2 separate regions of the Homo sapiens genome follow, and region 1 is linked to region 2. A link is a contact called in ENCODE Hi-C or POLR2A ChIA-PET data. All regions are on one chromosome and are shown on one strand. The core of a region is the stretch at or near the end of the contact, and the rest is flanking DNA. Distances in the headings are between cores, read along the strand shown.

Region 1 (5,262 bases), core at 805-3,304, 550 kb before region 2:
TGTTGATTGCTTGCTAGTTTTTATTAATAGCTGTTGTTTTTCCTTTCTTTTTAGACCTCCCTCCAGTGCATGGTGTTGAGTTAATGCTATTACATGTTTGACACACTATTGCTGGTCTCACTGGTCTTGGCCAGGCTGCTGTCTTGGTTTTATTCATTCATACATTGATCTGTTTTTTAATTCCTGTTGTCCATTCCCCACCCCGCCGTAGCCAACCATGTCAATATGTTTGGTGTATTGGTTTAATTTTTCATTTCTGTGCATACATGGGTTTTGTTAATCTAAGGTTTTAGTTGTGTGCATGTGTTTTTAACTTAGGTAAAATGGCACAAATGGCCTGGTGCTACGGATTCTTTTGTTTCTTTTTTTCTCTCAGCACTGTTTTTGGATCTGTCCGACGTGCACATTTAATCCATTGCTTGTGGCTGCTGCATAGTATTCATCATGTACATGCTCTGCGGGGACCTTGCCCGTTCCCCTGGGGATCATCTGCTACCCGACATGGTTCTGTGGCCAACATCCTCGTGCTGTATTCTGATTGACCTGTGTGAGGATTTCGCTAGGAAATATACCCAGAAATAGGGTTGCCGGATCATAGACTAGGGAACTTTCCGGTTCACTTCTGAGGACTCAGAAAACATGATTATGTCCCTTTTCTCTTGCTATTTTCTCGTAAATGTCAGGAAGGTAGGTTGCTTAAAATACCCTAACTTTCAGCCTGGCTCTAGAATCTTGCAGTGCTACCACCCGGAGAGCAGAGATAAAGATTGGGATTTTATTCTCTGTGGGTCAGTTTGAGGTTTGCATTTTTTCACTTGGAATGATTGAAACTCGTGCTGCTCCTTCCGCGTGCATGTGTAAAACGAGCCACAGACTGCTAGTCTGTTCTGCTCTCCTGCTGTCCGTGACCGTTGCTAGACCTCCTGTATGGAGGCAGTGTGGTGCCATGGAAGGAGGCGATGCAGTAGAGTCAGGCCGGCATAAGTGGCTTCTCTGCATGTGTGTCAGCCCCATCCCTAAGCTGGGGTCATGCCACCCGGTGAGGCTCCATATGCCAGCATGTAGCACAGAGCCTACTGGGTGACCCTTCCAACAGCCCCTTGAGAGGAGAGGGCACAGTGCTGCATAAGTTGGTGTCTAAAGGGTGTGGAGTTGTATTTAAGCCTTTACTATCACATTGTGAATATTTATGGGTGGATTTATTTCGTGTCTGGAATTTTCTTCAAAATAATCTGGTGCAGGGAGAGTGAGTTGGGATAAAGATCAGATGACCATATAATTTATCATTCAATCCCAGGCAAGTTTGAAACTGAAAGAGGGAGCTATTAATTACACCAAGACGACACGCTTGAACTGGGGTTGTTGCAGCAAACCAAGACATGGACACCTCAGGGGAAAATCAGATAGGACTGACCCTGATTTGATCATTGTTGAAGCTGGGTGATGAGTACCTGGGAGCTCACTCTATTCAATTTTTTTGTTTGTCTGAAAATTTCCATAATAAAGGTTTTTTTAGGCCCAGTGCAGTGGCTCATGCCTATAATCCCAGCTCTTTAGGAGGCCTGGGCAGGAGGATCACTTGAAGCCAGGACTTGGAGGCCAGCCTGGGCAACATAACAAGGCCCTGTCTCTATAAAAAGTAATAATAATAAAATATTGAATAAATGTATTAAGGAAATGTTTGTATCAGAGTGCAGAAGCACCCAAAAGTTCGCACTGTCCAGGAAATGGCTGTTGAGTACTTTGCCAACCCCTGCCTGGGGTCATAAGCCCAGGTCACCATGCTGTCTGCTTTTCCCCCCTATCTCTGGGCACTTCCAGGTGGGGGTGGGTGGGAGGGAGTAAATGGAGAGGCTCCTCCTACTCTTCATTGTTGGTGGGAGGAATGAGAACCTGGAGGCTGTCCTAGCTGTCTGTGACTTGATTTAGCATAGGGGGAAAGGGCTGACCTTTTTCCTGCCAGCAGTACTGTCAAGGCCTGCCCAGGTGGCAGCCGAAGTAGCTCCCTTCATGCCCACTGCACACCACAGCATGGTGGCAGGGGCGCCTGCAGTCTGTGCACATGCACACATGATCGTTCTCTGCACCCCTTATCGGAACTGCGGGTTGGGCAGGAAGCAGCATGACCGCAGTGGGTTCCTAACCGACATTCTGTCTCACACACGCTTCACTGTCCTACTTAACCCTCGCTGTGGTATGGCAGTTACTGGAACCTTGACTGGTAGAAGGTAGCCTCTGCTGGGAATGGACTCAGACAGCAGGCTGACTGCCCTTAATTTGTTATCTCTTTCCGGTTGTACAGCTGGGCCTTTTTCACACATTTCCGTGAAGTGTGATGTTCATTCATCCAACAGATATTTTCAAGAGCCCATCATATGCCAGGCTCTAGGGCTACAGCAGTAAAATAAACAGACTCTGCCTTCAAGGGGCTTATACTGTAAGGGGGCCACAGACAGCAGGTGCAGCAAAGGTGGAGGAGGAGGGTCACCTTTCTCACATGGCTGCTGAGTGCTCAGGAATCGATGTTAGGATGCTGTCATGTGGAGATCATTGGCAACCGTGGAAAGGATGGTTTTAGAGATTGGAGCAGGTTCAAGAGGAACTGGGAGAGGAAGTGAAGATGGCCATTGGAGATGCTTCATTGGAACTGGGGCAGTTGCTGCAGGTGTAGGTGGGATTGAGAGAGCGTTGTGTGAGGTAGAGAATAGCTTACATATGTGGACTCAGGAGAGAGGAAAAATATGCTTAACAGAACTTGTTCTGAATGGCCCTTTTGTATGCCATAGCAAATATCAAACAACCCTGATCATGAGATATAGAGCCCTGGAGGGCCTGATTCAGTTTTCTTCTTCCTTCAGAGTCCCATCTTCTCCATACTAAAAGTAAATCACAAATATTTGGATTGTTATTGACATATCTATTATATGTTTTAATCTTCTATCTATAATCTTTCTCTTGTTATATAAATGGTTCTGAACTTTTGGGTTCTAAGCCCAAACACTTTTGACATCTAACTCTATGAATCTCCCTTAGAATGTGGCATCTTATTTCAGGAGGCTGATGGATCCGCTGATGTCCATCCCCATAGGTTTCAGGTCAAGAGCCTGTGTGTGGGACACATTCGCTAGACAGCCACTTCGGGATGTGAAAGAAATGAGAGCTCTGTGGCCTCCTCTTTTCTTCTCTTCCCTAATGGGTCATCCCTTCACTGAGGGGAGAAATTATATTTGTTTTGCCATTTTCCTTACAACTTAATAACTAGAATACATATGAATGGATAGACAGACTGACTGACTTGATTGCTTATCCTATTTAAGTGTGGCACATTCAGTCCATAGCACATGGCATCCTCTCTTGGGGCACAGTTTTCAATGGTTTCCCAAGAGAGGATGCCATGTGCTACGGACTGAATGTGTTTTATCCCCCTCCTCCCCCAAAATTCATGTGTTGAAGCCTAATCCCTAATGTGATGGTATTTGAAGGAGGACTTTTGGGAGATAAGTGAGTTTAGAAGAGGTCGTGAGTGTGGTGCCTTTATGATGGAATTATTAGTGCCCCCAGAAGAAGAAGAGACACCAGCGCTTTCTCTCCAGCATGTGAGACACAGCAAGATGGTGGACCTTTGCAAATCAGGGAGAGGCCCTCACCACACATCAGACCTGGCAGCACCTTGATCTTGGGCTTCTCAACCTCCAGAGCCATGAGAGATAAATGTTTATTGTTTAAGCCGTCCAGTCTGCAGTATTTTGTTACAGCAGCTCAAACTGACTAAGATATCCTGCTTCATAATTTTCAGCAGAGCCAGGGAACCCCAGCTACTCTCCTTTAAGAGTTGATCCAGGCCGGGCATGGTGGCTCGTGCCTGTAATCTCAGCACTTTGGGAGGCCAAGGTGGGCGGACCACGAGGTCAGGAGATCGAGACCGTCCTGGCCAACATGGTGAAACCCCATCTGTACTGAAAATACAAAAAATTAGCTGGGGCTGGGCGCGGTGGCTCACGCCTGTAATCCCATCACTTTGGGAGGCTGAGGCAGGCGGATCACCTGAGGTCGGGAGTTTGAGACCAGCCTGACCAACATGTACAAACCCCGTCTCTACTAAAAATACAAAATTAGCCAGGCGTGGTGGTGTATGCCTGTAGTCCCAGCTATTCGGGAGGCCGAGGCAGGAGAATTGCTCGAACCTGGGAGACAGAGGTTGCGGTGAGCCAAGACCGCACCACTGCACTCCAGCCTGGCGACAGAGCGAGATTCCGTCTCAAAAAAACAAACAAAAAAAGAGTTGATTTTTTAGAAGAACAGCCATTTCTCTTAGAAGGTTTTACATTCATTTCCTGTTGTTGCTGTAGCAAATATCCACAAATTTGACAACACAAATGTATTTTCTTGCATTTTTGGAGATGAGAAATCTGCATTGGTCTCGCTGGGCTGAAATCAAGGTGTCTGCAGTGCTGTGCTGCTTCTGGAGGCTCTAGGGGAGAATCCATTTCCTTGTCTTTCCCAGCTCCTGGAGGCCACGCTTTCCTTGGCTCATGGTCCCTTCCTCTAACTTCAAAGCTAATGGCAAAGCATCTTCAAATCTCTGTCTGTCTGCTTCCATAGTCATGTCTTCTTCTCTGCCTCTCTCTTTCCATAATAAAGATGCTGTGATTACATCGGACCCACCTGAATAAGGTTCTGTATTCATCACATCTGCCAAGTGCTTTTCGCCATGTAAGGTAAACATTCACAGGTTCTGGGGATTCGGAGGTGGACATGTTTGGGGAGCCATTATTCTGCCTACCACACCTTTATACAACTGGTTGCACACATGTTCCCATGTAATGGCTAGGGTGGTAACATGATTTCTGTTTTACAGTTGAGAAAATGGAAGTTCACGGAGGTTCAGGAAATTGCCCTTGGTCACATAACTTGTGCGTGGAGAAGTCAGCACTTGAATGCTGTAGCTCTGAGCCCAGATCTCTGTTTTTCCATTATATCTGGCTGCTTGTTTTTTTAATTCTCTTCCATACATTTCTTTCTTTCCTTTTTTTTTTTTTTTTTTTTTTGACAGAGTCTCGCTCTGTTGCCCAGGCTGGAGTGCAATGGCGCAATCTCTGCTTACTGCAACCTCCGCCCCCCAGGTTCAAGTGATTCTCCTGCCTCAGCCTCCCGAATAGCTGGGATTACAAGCACACATCACCATGCCCGGCTAACTTTTGTATTTTTAGTAGAGATGGGGTTTCACCACGTTGGTCAGGCTGGTCTCGAACTCCCAACCTC
Region 2 (4,969 bases), core at 1,323-3,822:
ACTCATGGTTTGGCTCAGGCTTCCCCTTCTTGGGCAGCCTGATCCCATAGTGTTCATAGCATAGCTGAGCAATCTCATCCGCGGTCCACATGGTCTGAGCTGGTATTGAGACCTTGATCAAAAACCACAACCATCAGAAGTACGGAAAGGAGAACCAGTGCACGATGCTACAGCCTCTCATATCCATGCTTCGAGTCTTTCAAATGGAGCAGACCGAGGTTTCCCTATCTGGAACTCTATGGATCATTTTCTTCTACTATCTCCCTGCCCCCTTTTCATCTTTAATGAAAGATCAAAGAAACCCCAAATTCTACCAATCCCCAAAATTATTGTTTCAAGTTTTTCTTAATGTTATATATCTGATACATTTCTAAGGAGTCTGCATCCTCTACTCAACATTAAAGGACACGAGAAGGAAATGTCCTCACTACTCCAGTTTTCACTGGAAACGGCATGTAAAGGGTTGCAGACTCACTTGCTTTGGGCAGACCCTCACTGTATAAGGTTTATCTTTCTGGACAGATGTTCTTATCTGTCTTCTTTTTCCAGGCATTTTATTTTTCTCCTTTCCCCTACAGCAGAGTGTTTCTCTACCGCCCTCTAGTAAATCCCCACTGAAATGTTTCTCAGCAGTTACGTGTTCTCATAGAGCTCTACTTAAGGGTGTGGACTTTGGATTCACCCTTTCTGGGTTCTAATTTTGGCTTTGCCACAAATTAACTGTGATGCTGAATAGACTACTTAACCTTGCTGGGTCTGTTTCCTCATCTGTCAAAATAGTGATAACAATAGTATCTAACCTATTTAGATTATTGTGAAGATTAAATAATACTTAGGGTTACTGTGAGGGTTAAATAAGTAATACTTATAAAAAGCAATTGCTACTATGTTGAGCATAATTAAGGTCAACTGTGATTACTATTACAAAAAATAACATTTGATGATTTTCCTGGTTAATTTGCCTTGAGCTACCTGGTGGTGGGGGTGAAAGGGGGAGGGCTGTAATGGGCATAGAAAGCCATGAATTAAAAAACCATCAAGCAGATCCCTAGGATACTTTGCAGGGAAATCTCTCACTCTTGGCCCTATCAATGCTCACTAGGCACATCCTGATCTCATTTGGACTCAATTATACAAAAAGCTTCCCAGTAGAAGATGAGCTTGTGATAGACATAGCTAAGCACTGTAAAACCAAACTGAAGGCCGGGCGCGGTGGCTCACCTGAGGTCAGGAGTTCGAGGCCAGCCTGGCCAACGTGGTGAAACCCTGTCTCTACTGAAAATACAAAAAAATTAGCCGGGCGTGATGGCGCGTGCCTGTAGTCCCAGCTACTCGGGAGGCTGAGGCAGGAGAATCGCTTGAACCCGGGAGGCGGAGGTCGCAATGAGCCGAGATTGTGCCACTGCACTCCAGGCTGGGTGACAGAGCGAGACTCCCTCTCAAAAAAACAAAAAAGGCTTTCCTGAGCTCCAGTGCATGCAGCTTTTGAAAGATGGTATTGTTATGAATCCCCTGCAGCGCAACGTGCAGGCTCGCTACTGTAGTGAATGCTACTGGTAAATCAGACCACAGTGATTTAAAACAAAAATCTGCAGGAAGTGAGACCCTGTGACTTGAAAGTCAGAGGGCCAGGGCAAGCCTTGTCAAGAAAAGAAAGCATGAGATCCTAGAATCCTCGTTTGGAAGGGACTCACCTCTCATTTCTAGGGAGGCATCACAAGGCAGTATAGTTTATGAAGACCACCTGGCCATCGACCTGAAATTAAACCAGAGGTGCAATTCACAAACCTCGATAGGCAAGGCAGGTAGAAGTTGCCAGAAGAAACAGTGACTCTCTTTAAGATGAAGCAGCCCAGAACGGCATCATCTCACTCAGGTAGTGCGTCTGAATGAGCATGCACAATTGTTTAAATGAATAAATGTTTTGCTACACTGGGTCCATTATAATTCGAGCCTACACCCCCTCCTAGATCTTGAAAACTTGAAGAACTTCTTAGCTGAAAATAACAGCTCAGCTAAACAGGCATTTATTTGCCCACAAGACCGCATCTCTGAACAGTTTCAACAAGCTAAAAAAACTGACGTCCTTTCCAAAGAAAAGGAAGTCGGCTGCCAGGGGAGAAAAGGCTTCAGCGATGCTTGGAGGAAGGGACTCTGGTTTACGCTGGCTCCCTTCCTAAACACTTCCGGAAGCAGAGCCCCTTCCCGGCCGCTGGAGAAGCCTGGGTGGGACCCCGAGTCGGCCAGTTACAGGATAGGAGGTGCCAGGCAAGGCACTGAAGCCATGCAGTGAGAACAGCGTGAGCGCCTGATCCATTGGGTCCTGCGGCTGCCAGGCCAGAGGCCCCGCGCCAGGAGCTCTTCAGGCGCCGGCTGCTGACAGTTCCAGGCGTGGAGCGCCTTCCCACGTGAAACGCGTCCCGGAAGATACGATCCTCACAACCTCTTCCCTCAAAAACAGACTCGGCAAAGTTAGCCCGGATAAACCTGCCCCGTCGCCCCAGCGCCTCGCGGACGCTCCCCTCCCACCTTCAGGAAACGCGCCTAGAAGAAAGCGAGCTTAATCCGCCGGTAAGGCGGACGTGACGTCACAAAGCGCCGGTTCCTTTCGGCTCCCGCTCCCAGAGGCGCGCAGTGCATGCCGGGCCCTGTAGTTTTTCCGGGGAGTCGGTGCCAGGGCCGAGATTCCCGCGCTTCAAGTCCCGCAGCCCTGGCTGCGTCTTAGAGAGGCGTGAAACCGGATGATGGGAGCCGCTTGTTGGCTTAGATATTCCTTCAACTAGAATGACGTATCTTGCAGCACTCGGCTGAATTTTTTTCTTTTTCTTTTTTTTTTTTGAGACGGAGTCTTGCTCTGTTGCTCAGGCTGGAGTGTAGAGGCGCGATCTCGGCTCACTGCAACCTTCGCCTCCCGGTTCAAGCGATTCTCCTGACTATGCTGTATTTCTATCTGTAACATCACTGTCCAATAGATATATAATTCGAACCATATACGTAATTTAAAAATTTCCAGTAGCCTCATTAAAAGTCAAAATAGAAACAATCATATATATTTTATTTAACCCATACATCCCAAATAGTATTATTTCAACATATAATCAAAAAATTTTTTGAGATGGAGTCTCGCTTTGTCGCCCAGGCTGGAAGCGGCGCAATTTCGGCGCACTGCAACCTCCGTCTCCTGGCTTCAAGCGATTCTCCTGCCTCAGCCTCCCAAGTAGCTGGGATTACAGGCGCCCGCCATCACACCCGGCTCATTTTTGTTATTTTTAGTAGAGACGGGGTTTCGCCATGTTACCAGGCTGGTCTCGAACTCCTGACCTCAAGTGATCCGCCCGCCTCAACCTCCCAGAGTGCTGGGATTACAGGCGTGAGTCACGATGCCCGGGGTCGGTCTGTCTGTCTCATATATATATATATATATATTTTTTTTTTTTTTTTTTTTTTTTTTGAGACGGAGTCTCGCTCTGTCACCCAGGCTGGAGTGCAGTGGCGCAATCTCTGCTCACTGCAAGCTCCGCCTCCCAGGTTCACGCCATTCTCCTGCCTCAGCCTCGCGAGTAGCTGGGACTACAGGTGCCTGCCACCACGTCAGGCTAATTTTTGTATTTTTAGTAGATACGGGGTTTCACCATGTTAGCCAGGATGGTCTCGATCTCCTGACCTCGTGATCTGCCCGCCTCGGCCTCCCAAAGTGCTGGATTACAGGCGTGAGCCACCGCACCTGGCTGCCGAGTCTCAATATTTTAAAAAATACTTATGTTCTGTTCTGTTTTTAATGCGAAGTTTAAGAAATCTGGTGTGTGTTACACTTAGAATACATCCCAATTTGGATCAGCCACATTTCAGATGCTGGATAGTCACATGTGGCTACTGGCTACTGTAGTACAGTACTACTACAGTGTAGTGGGCAGAACAGGTCTAAAAACCTTTGGATTGCCGGGAATAAGTAATATAGCTGCCTGGATACTTCAGGGGCCTTTGTCACCCAGTAACTGAATGCTCTATTACTAAAAATGAAAGAATTCATTTTTCTTTGTTACCCCTCAAAAATTTATGCAACTTGCTCAACCCCATCCTTCTCTCTAGTTCAAAGGAAATGGGACATGGCCCTCCTCCAAGGCCAAAGACTTTGCTCCTCATTCCTCTCCAATATCTTTAATCTGCAAGTGACTGCCTCTTCTGTCTTTTAAGAAATATTCCAGTGGGGGTAAGGGGTATCAAAGACCTTCTTCTAGGGTTCTTTATCTCAGGGATTGGTATTACTAGCAATCTAGTTGCGTAACTAAAAAGTGAGTCATGTTCCTTGTTATCTCCCTTCCCTTAATCCCCTTAGTGCAATCCATTACCAAGTCCTGTTGATCTTACTTCCTATCTCTTGAATCCATCCATTTCTCTCCACTTGCATGCCAATACGCTAGTAAAAGCCACTATCGTATTCCTCTTGGATTGCTACACTCATCTCTGAATTTCCACCTTTTCTTGCTTAACTCCAATTCATTTTCCACAGAGCAGCAAGACTAATCTTTTCAAACTGCAAATCTGGTGTCAGATTTGTGACTACTACACATTTACTGCTTAAATAATACTTCAGTGAATGCCTTCTCGGTACTTTTTTTTTTTTTGAGATGGAGTCTCACTCTCCTACCCAGGCTGTAACGCAGTGGCACAATCTCGGCTCACTGCAACCTCCGCCTCCCAGGGGCAAGCAATTCTACCTCAGCCTCCCCAGTAGCTGGGATTACAGGCACATGCCACAACACCCGGCTGATTTTTGTATTTTTAGTAGAGACGGGGTTTCACCCTGTTGGTCAGTCTGGTCTCAAACTCCAGACCTCAAGTGATCCGCCTGCCTTGACCTCCCAAAGTGCTGGGATTACAGGCGTGAGCCACCATGCCCGACTGGCTTCCCAGTACTCTTAAAATACAGACAAAAATCCCATAGTAGTGCTCACAGTCCTGCATGGCC

Evidence for each region. Hi-C counts contacts between places; a loop is a spot of excess contacts on that map. ChIA-PET counts read pairs that join two places held with the same protein, here RNA polymerase II (POLR2A). Pooled maps may share reads with other maps.
Region 1: a pooled map shows a loop between it and region 2 (3-fold over the local background). The contact joins the enhancer-like site here to the promoter of ADAT1 in region 2. A Hi-C loop is called at or near these places in 2 of 50 pooled maps. POLR2A ChIA-PET finds 5 or more read pairs at or near these places in 3 of 52 experiments (AG04450, GM12878 and HepG2).

What each region holds. Positions count from the first base shown.
Region 1 is chr16:75,073,271-75,078,532 of GRCh38, forward strand. All of the region lies in intron 1 of ZNRF1 (zinc and ring finger 1), which reads left to right. Among named protein-coding and RNA genes, the nearest start is that of LDHD, 41 kb to the right of the region's middle. RefSeq lists enhancers at 1,566-2,066, 2,067-2,567, 2,417-2,646. Within about 2 kb of position 2,055, at least 7 of the 41 ENCODE cell types and tissues checked have a DNase peak (open chromatin) inside an H3K27ac peak, as active enhancers do; they include GM12878, where a contact is called at or near this core.
Region 2 is chr16:75,620,709-75,625,677 of GRCh38, forward strand. ADAT1 (adenosine deaminase tRNA specific 1) reads right to left here and starts at 2,573. Exons shown (of 10, transcript NM_001324445.2): 1 at 1,695-2,573; 2 at 1-112. The coding sequence starts at 91. RefSeq lists a silencer at 443-737 and enhancers at 806-1,326, 1,327-1,846, 1,847-2,366, 2,248-2,487, 2,367-2,886.